Linked DNA regions of Homo sapiens: region 2 is linked to region 1. Evidence: read pairs that join two places in POLR2A ChIA-PET (ENCODE). Cell type or tissue: GM12878. All regions are shown on one strand. Region 1 overlaps UBR2 (ubiquitin protein ligase E3 component n-recognin 2). Region 2 overlaps PTK7 (protein tyrosine kinase 7 (inactive)).

Region 1 (4,000 bases):
AGCCAGTTGGGAGGCTGAGGCAGAAGGATCACTTGAACCTGGCAGGTGGAGGTTGCAGTGAGCCGAGATCGCGCCACTGCACTCCAGCCTGGGTGACAGGGCAAGACTCCATCTCAGAAAAAAAAAAAAAAAGGAAAATTTCTGAAATGATATATGGGAAAATGTTAACAATGATTAATTCTGGAAAATTGGACAGTCAAAAAGGGGACAAGGCACTTTATTCTCCATCTTCTACCCTTGTATACTCAATTTTCACCAAGAAATTTAAAAAAGAAAAGTCTTCCTAACAGCAGTAAATGCATACAGCACCCAGATCTTGGTTTCTAACTACCATTCCCAAATGAAAGAAAAATCTTTAAAGAAATAGCTGATTGTACATACGGGTCAGAGCAAGTACAAAGTGAGCTGGGGCATCTTGTGCCAGAAAGGAAAGAAGCACCCACAAACTAATGAAGGCATGTGAAAAAGACAAGATGGTGTGACGGGGCTCTCACTAGCCAAATCTATGGCAATTTGAACATCAGAATTACTGTAACTAAAAAATATCAAGAAAAGCAAGAAAGTGATTATTGCAAGAGTCAAGATGTCAGTTAATTATGGGGGAAGGAAGAAAGCACACAGTGGGCTTCAAGAATGCTGGTGACAATTTTTTTTGATCAAGAATAATTACAAAAATGTTTGCTTTAATTATTTATTAAATAGCATGTATTTGTAATACAGATTTTTAAGCAGATATGGTATTTCATAATTTTTAAACAAAAACTCAAAAGTTCCAGGGAAAAAAAGAGGTCAAATAAAACAAGAGCCTCCTAGAAAGAAAATTAAAATATTTTACCTGCAAGAATATGTAGGCTCTCCTACTTTAAAAACACGACCACAAAGATGAGAAGGTTTGTTTGCTTGCTCAAGTTTTGGAAATCCAAATGCAGGATCTTCACCACAAAGGTACCATTCCATTGGTCCCAACAAAACATGCTGTGCCAGCATGTCTTCTTTCTGTGGAAAAGGGTTGGGACCCCTGCAGTAGATTTTGGGTACATAGTGGGCTAAATGCTGGTACACTTCTCTAGTGAGGTCAGTTGCTTGCAGCCATTTCTTTAAAAGAAGAAAAGAGAAGAAATGGTTTTAAACACCAACAAACTAATTTGAACAAATTCACCCTACTTTCTTTTAGGTACAAAAATAATGACAAAAGCATATTAAAATATTTTGTTTACAACACTCACCACCGTACGTTAGAAATTTAATCTATTAAAATGCCAAGTATGTTTAAATCCTACTTTTAAGTGTAAGTAAAATTAAAATGAAACAAGCCTCCCTCCTTCCCTGCAAAATGACTCTTGAAGCAATCTTCTCTAGGCAGTACCAGAAAATAATTACAAGAAATCATTATATAAGATATGAACCATTGAGCTCACCTAATGTCCTTCCTAATGCTTTGCTCAAATGTTATTCTCATTGTGATATCAATTCTCACGTCAGTTTGTCCATAGGAAGAGTGTACGGTGAATATGAACAGCCAATATGTACGGTGAACATGAACAGCCAATACACATTTCTTAATGATTGATAAGCAAGTTTATATACCAGTCTCTTATTGAATAAGTCAGTCCACAAGAGACTGTTGTACCAATTATGCCTTCTTTCTCTGATCAACTTCTCTCTCTCTATAAGGCCTTTTCCGTTTGCTCTCCCCACTAAAAACAAATTTTAAAGCATGATTCTACTTAGATCTCATAGGTACCAACTCAATAACTGAATGCATGATCTCCCCTCCATGCTCCACCAAAATCTGTTATTTTCTCCATTTCCAGCTCAACCTGGGTATCCACACCGAAAAATCTGAAAAGCTTCCCAGCACTTTGGGAGGCCAGGCCAAGCAGATCACCTGAGGTCAGGAGTTCAAGACCAGCCTGGCCAACATGGTGAAGTCTCTTCTCTACTAAAAATATAAAAATTAGCTGGATGTGGTGGCGCATGCCTGTAATCACAGTTACTCAAGAGGCTGAGGCAGGAGAAATCGCTTAAACCCAGGAGGCAGAGGTTGTAGTGAGCCAAGATCCAGCCTGGGCGACAGAGCAAGAGTCTGTCTCAAAGGACAAAAAAAAAAAAAGACTCACTTCTGCTAGAATGCAGTTAACTGAACCGTGAACAAAACCCACAGATGGAGGGAAAGAGGAAGGGGAAGTGAGTTGAAAAACTACCTATTGGGTACTATGCTCACTACCCAGGTGCAATATACTCATGTAACAAACCTGCACATGTATTCCTTAAATCTAAAGTAAAAGCTGAAATTAAAAAAAACCTCCAATGTTTACCTATGGATTACTACCTAATTCCAGTTACATTTTTATTTAAAAAAAAAAAAAAAGTATGTTCAAGTGATATGTAACATCATAAGAAGTCAACATAAGGTCTTCATTTTAGCTATTACTTGTATATTCTTCAGACCACTCCTTCTAAAAACAACATACAGAGAGATTTTAAATATGCATGAGGTGATGTATATTAACTTTCTAGTCAATTTCTGTTTTCAGAGAACTTTTACTAAAAATGTAAAAATTTTGTTCATAAGTTAAGGGACTGGATAGAAGCTTATAACCAAAAACGGTGAAAGAGTTTTCATGCTTAAAGTGAAACTAAACTATTTTCCAAATATTACTAACATTGTTGTGTTTACATTATGCAAGTAGGAAAGAGACTAAATTACTTTCAAAACAACAGCATTTCTTCCCTGGTGGCCAAGTGGTTAGGGAAAAAAAAATAAAAATAAAAATAAAACAGCAGCAGCAGCATCATTTCTTAGGAGACAATCCTACAGGCTTTAAGTATTCTCTCCCTTCAGAGTGACTCAATCAAAATTTTATATATACATACACATCCTTTAAGCTCAGTAATTATAAAGAGGACAAGTTTTAAAAAAAGAAAAAGAGTCCTCAACAAGCATACTAGAATCTTATTCTTTGAGCTAAAAGACCTCGTTTTGGCCTCATTCAAAGGTAAATGTCTCATTTTTCACCCATTGTCAGCAAACCAAAACAAGAATGAAGGTAGTCAAATGATCCTAAGCGCTTTTTTTTTTTTTTTTTTTTGAGTCTCGTGCTGTCGCCCAGGCTGGAGTGCAGTGGTACGATCTCGGCTCACTGCAACCTCTGCCTCCCAGGTTCAAGTGATTCTCCTGCCTCAGCCTCCTGAGTAGCTGGGGTTACAGGTGTGCACCACCACACGCGGCTAATTTTTGTATTTTTAGTAGAGACAAGGTTTCACTATGTTGACCAGGCTTGTCTCAAACTCCTGACATCAGGTGATCTGCCCACCTCGGCCTCCCAAAGGTGCTAGGATTCAATTTACTCTTTATGAAAGAAAAATTAAGCAATAAGACCAAAATAATTCACCTCCATGATCCTAGAAAGTTAAGTGCTTCGGACTTTTTTTTACAACATATTGAAAGATTTTATTTAAAAACCAGTTTTTTTCCTTATATTTTATGTTCCCATTCCTGTAAAACTTCACTGTTGCAAAATTTTAATACAAGAATGAAAGGTTACTTTAGAAGGGATGCTTTTTTTTTTTTTTTTTTTTTTTTGAGACGGAGTCTTGCTCTGTCACCCAGGCTGGAGTGCAGTGGCGCGATCTCGGCTCACTGAAAGCTCCGCCTCCCAGGTTCACGCCATTCTCCTGCCTCAGCCTCCCAAGTAGCTGGGACTACAGGCTAGCATGGATGCTTTCTAAAAAAAAATTATGCAGTCTAGTAACTGTAACGAGAGCAAATTTGTTCATAGATTTCTTCAACAAAAATTCAGACGCTAGTATCAGCTTCTGGTTAAGAAAAAAAAAAAAAATCGGCCAGGCTCTTTGGCTCATGCCTGTAATCCCAGCACTTGGGAGGCCAAGGCGGGTGGCTCATTTGAGTTCAGAGGTTCGAGTCTAGCTTGGGCAATATGGCAAAACCCTGTCTCTTCTAAAAATAAAAGAAGATTAGCTGGGCATGGTGGTGCAT
Region 2 (4,000 bases), 510 kb before region 1:
AACACATCTGTGCCCACGCACTAGAGACTCCAGAATAAAAAGCAGCCCTTAGATTAAAGTGCTCTCCCTAAACCCAGGGTAAGGAGAGCCTGTAAGGTGTGGCAGAAACAAGGCTGGAGATGCCACACTGAGTGAGCCTCAGCAAGGGCCCTCCAAGGTCTTCTGTTCTGAAGTTGAAGCCTGGAGAAGAGGATGGGACCTGCCCATGGTCACACAGGCAGTTTTAGGCAAATGTGGAAGGAGAGTCCATGTCTTCCAACACTGACCCTAGTGCTCCTCCTGGTGCTTCCTCAGGCTCAAGAGGTATGAACATCACCAGGATACCCAGCGCTGGAGCTCAGCAAGACCCAAGACCTGCCTTTGGGACTGAGGTCCTGCCACTTCTCTTGCAGGAATTCCTCTAAATCAGGAATGCCCACACACTTTACCTGGAGACCCTAGTGTCCCCAGGGAGAGAGGAAACAAGAGAAAGGAAAACTGAAAGCTCCTAAATAAAATGTGAAATAAACTCTGCGGCCCACTCTTCCCAAGGATTCTGCCAGCCTTCCACACCAATTATCACATAAGGCTAGGAGCCTGTATCTGCAAGACAGCAAAATCCTCTCACAGGGAAGGGGCCCAGAAATAGGTCAAGACTTCAGCAGCCACAGATATACAATGTGGGGTGGGTACAGTAATGGGGCTCCACCCTCACCGGCTTCTCCTATTGTATGTTACAGGCAGGATTGCCCCATCCCACCACCATAGGAGGCAGAACAGTAGTGAAGAGGGCTCACTTGAAACATGACTTTAGAACAGAGGCATCAAAATCATCTTGGCCCATCAGCTGGGAAACAAAGAGCCACAGCTGCAAGGCCTTCATGCCAATGGAACAGCCACCTTTGACTGTACAGGTTGTGCACTGCTCAAGATGTCTGACCAAAGAGTCAACACTGAAATACTGCCTGAACCCTGGTGCAGGACTGCATCTACCTGGAGGAAGGGTTTTTTTGTTGTTGTTTTTTTGTTTTTTTGAGATAGGGTCTCGCTCAGGTGCCCAGGCTGGAGTGCAGTGGTGCAATCACATCACAGCTCACCCACTTCAGCTCTGACCTCCCAGGCTCAAGCAATCCTCCTGCCTCAGCCTTTGAGTAGCTGAGACTACAGGCGTGCACCACCACACCCAGCTAGTTTTTTTGTATTTTTTGTAAAGACAGGGTTTCATCTTGTTGCCTAGGCTGGTCTCAAACTCCTGAGCTCAAGTGATCCACTTGCCTCTGCCTCCCAAGTGCTGGGATTACAGGCGTAAGCCACTGCGCCCACGACTGGGAGTACTTATTTGTAATGTGCACAAAGGTACCATACGAGCTAGCTGCTGGGACACCTCAGCAGTCCCAAAGCAGACAAGCGTTCCCCTCATTGCCCCGCCACCACCCCAAGGAGGAGACAAAAAAAAAAAAAAGCCAGAGTGTCTCCTGGAGGGGAGGTTGTACATGATAGTGCCCATGCGGGCCCCCATAACCACCCCCAGGGAGAGCCCACTGCCCTTGGCCACACAGAATCTCAGGAACCTCCCCACAGCACAGACAGAAGTTCCCACAAATTAACAGAGTCGCTGACTGGGGAAACCCCCACAGTCATCCAGTGATTATAAAAACCCCTCCCTTGGGTATCATAAAAGTCTGCCTAGGCTGCCTGAAGCACAGTTCACTACCCACTCCCTGAGAACCTCAGCATGCCAGGAGAGACAGTGGCCCTGAACCAGCACCAACCCACCCCTTGGGAGAATCTGCTATTGAGACAAAGAGAGAGGGAGAATTCCCACCAGGAAAATGTGGCTGTGTGTGGCTCCCACATTTCTGGGCTGCTGTTGGAATACTGAGACCCATTTAGAAAACTTGTGCTTTTGAATGAGGAAGCCATGTTTTTTTTTTTTTTTTTTTTTGAGACAGAGTTTCGCTCTTGTTGCCCAGGCTGGAGTGCAGTGGCGCAATCTCAGCTCACCACAACCTCGGCCTCCCGGGTTCAAGCGATTCTCCTGCCTCAGCCTCCTGAGTAGCTGGGATTACGGGCATGCGCCACCACACCCGGCTAATTTTATATTTTTACTAGAGATGGGGTTTCTGCATTTTGGTCAGGCTGGTCTCGAACTCCCGACCTCAGGTGATCCACATGCCTCAGCCTCCCAAAGTGCTGGGATTACAGGCGTGAGCCACCGCACCCAGCCCAAATGAGAAAACCATTTCTAAGGCTGCTAGTCAAGAGGGACTTTGTTGAGCCTTTGGCAAACCATTCTAGGGTCCGAAGGCTGGAAATAAAGGCTGACACCTCTGGCCAGGCACAGTGGCTTATGCCTGTAATCCCAGCACTTTGGGAGGCTGAGGCAGGTGGATCACGAGGTCAGAAGTTCAAGACCAGCCTGACCAATATGGTGAAACTCCGTCTCTACTGAAAATACAAAAATTAGCCGGGCATGGTGGCGGGCACCTATAATCCCAGCTACTCGGGAGGCTGAGGGAGGAGAATGGCGCGAACCCGGGAGGTGGAGATCGCACTACTGCACTCCAGCCTGGGCGACAGAGAGAAACTCCATCTCAAAAAAGAAAGGCTGACCCCTCAAAAGGAAACGGCTGGCCAGGACAGTCTCTGGGAAGAACCATCAGGGCTAGCCAGAGGGGCTGCTTCCCAGGGGTCACCCATTTCCACAGTTGAAGAGCATTATATCACAACTTCACAGGGGCCAGCAAGGCAGGCAACAGCATCACTTGCATTGTGCTCACGAGGAAACTGAGGCTCAGAAAGGTTAACTAACCAGCTCAGGGTCATGTGGGTATGCAGCAATTGAGCCAGGACCAGAATACAGAAAAACTGGTGTCACAGGTCTATAGATGTCTCTTCTATTACTTCATCACTTGTGGCTGCCATGTGATATTAGAACAGTACCACCCAGGTTTTCAGAATCCTGGTCCGATGACTTTACATCATTCTGAGGCCGTCACTGACTACATCTATTCATCATTCTGAGGCCGTCACTGACTACATCTATTCAGCAATGTAGGGTCTTCTCTCCTCTCTGAAGCCCTCCCACCCCCTATTTGCTCCTACATCTCAGACTTACCATCCCACACATTCTAGAATGTTCTTCTATTCTACTTAGCACTTTACCAAATGGTGTCTTTCATACTTCATCTGATTCACGTTTCTCCATCTTGTCTTCTTCCTGCATTCCATGCCTCCTCAGACAGCTTCACCCATAGAAGACACTGAAGCACTTTGAATGAACTCCCTCCTAAGCCCCCCACTATTAATATCACCCTTTTTCTCAACACCACACCTCCGCTTCAGACTGATAAATTCTCCTTATGGCTACCCAGTGGTTCTCACACTTAAGCGTAGGTAAGAATCTCCAGGAAGCTCTTTATAAATGCAGTTTCCAGGCTGGGCGTGATGGCTTACGCCTGTAATCCCAACACTTTGGCAAGCAGAGGCAGAAGGATAGCTTGAGCCCAGGAGTTCAACACCAGCCTGGGCAACACAGCAAGACCTCGCCTCTATTAAAAATAAAAAATAAATTTAAAAAACTAGCCAGGTATGGTGGCATGCACCTGTGGTCCCAGCTACTTGGGAGGCGGAGGCGGGAGAATCACTTGAGCCCAACAGGACAAGGCTGCAGTGAGCTGTGATTGCACCACTGTACTCCAACCTGGGTGACAGAGTGAGACCCTGTCTCAAAAATAAATAAATAAAAATTAAAATGCAGTTTCCTTTTGAAATCTGGCCTATGTAACTGGATCAGCTATTCAAAAACAGCAACATAATCTAACAAATAAATAAAATGCATTTTCTGGCCTCTCCCTCAATAATTCTGATGGGCAGGTCTGCAGTAAGGCCCAGGAAACTAAACTTTTCATCAATACTTTGGTGACCTGCCCTATACTCTCCACTCTAATTTGAGAAACACATATCTACACCTTCCTAATATGTAACTTACAATCCCTACCCTGCGACTCGGGACTTTGTC

Evidence for each region. ChIA-PET counts read pairs that join two places held together with the same protein. Peaks named below come from ENCODE experiments on the same cell type or tissue, not always from the same donor. Only the 100,000 strongest peaks of a DNase experiment are listed, where the experiment ranks them.
Region 2: POLR2A ChIA-PET joins it to region 1 with 5 read pairs; 2 of 35 experiments call an interaction of 5 or more read pairs at or near these places.

The regions. Positions count from the first base shown.
Region 1 is chr6:42,570,829-42,574,828 of GRCh38, reverse strand. UBR2 (ubiquitin protein ligase E3 component n-recognin 2) reads right to left here. Exons shown (of 47, transcript NM_001363705.2): 2 at 836-1,095. Among named protein-coding and RNA genes, the nearest start is that of UBR2, 8.8 kb to the right of the region's middle. RefSeq lists enhancers at 1,870-1,919, 2,010-2,069. In GM12878, no CTCF peak of the experiment used is centred here; a DNase peak (open chromatin) is centred at 2,128; H3K4me3 peaks cover 1,392 bases; H3K27ac peaks cover 1,790 bases.
Region 2 is chr6:43,083,858-43,087,857 of GRCh38, reverse strand. The region is part of intron 1 of PTK7 (protein tyrosine kinase 7 (inactive)); the gene reads right to left. Among named protein-coding and RNA genes, the nearest start is that of PTK7, 9.5 kb to the right of the region's middle. RefSeq lists an enhancer at 3,983-4,000. In GM12878, no CTCF peak of the experiment used is centred here; a DNase peak (open chromatin) is centred at 1,627; H3K27ac peaks cover 425 bases.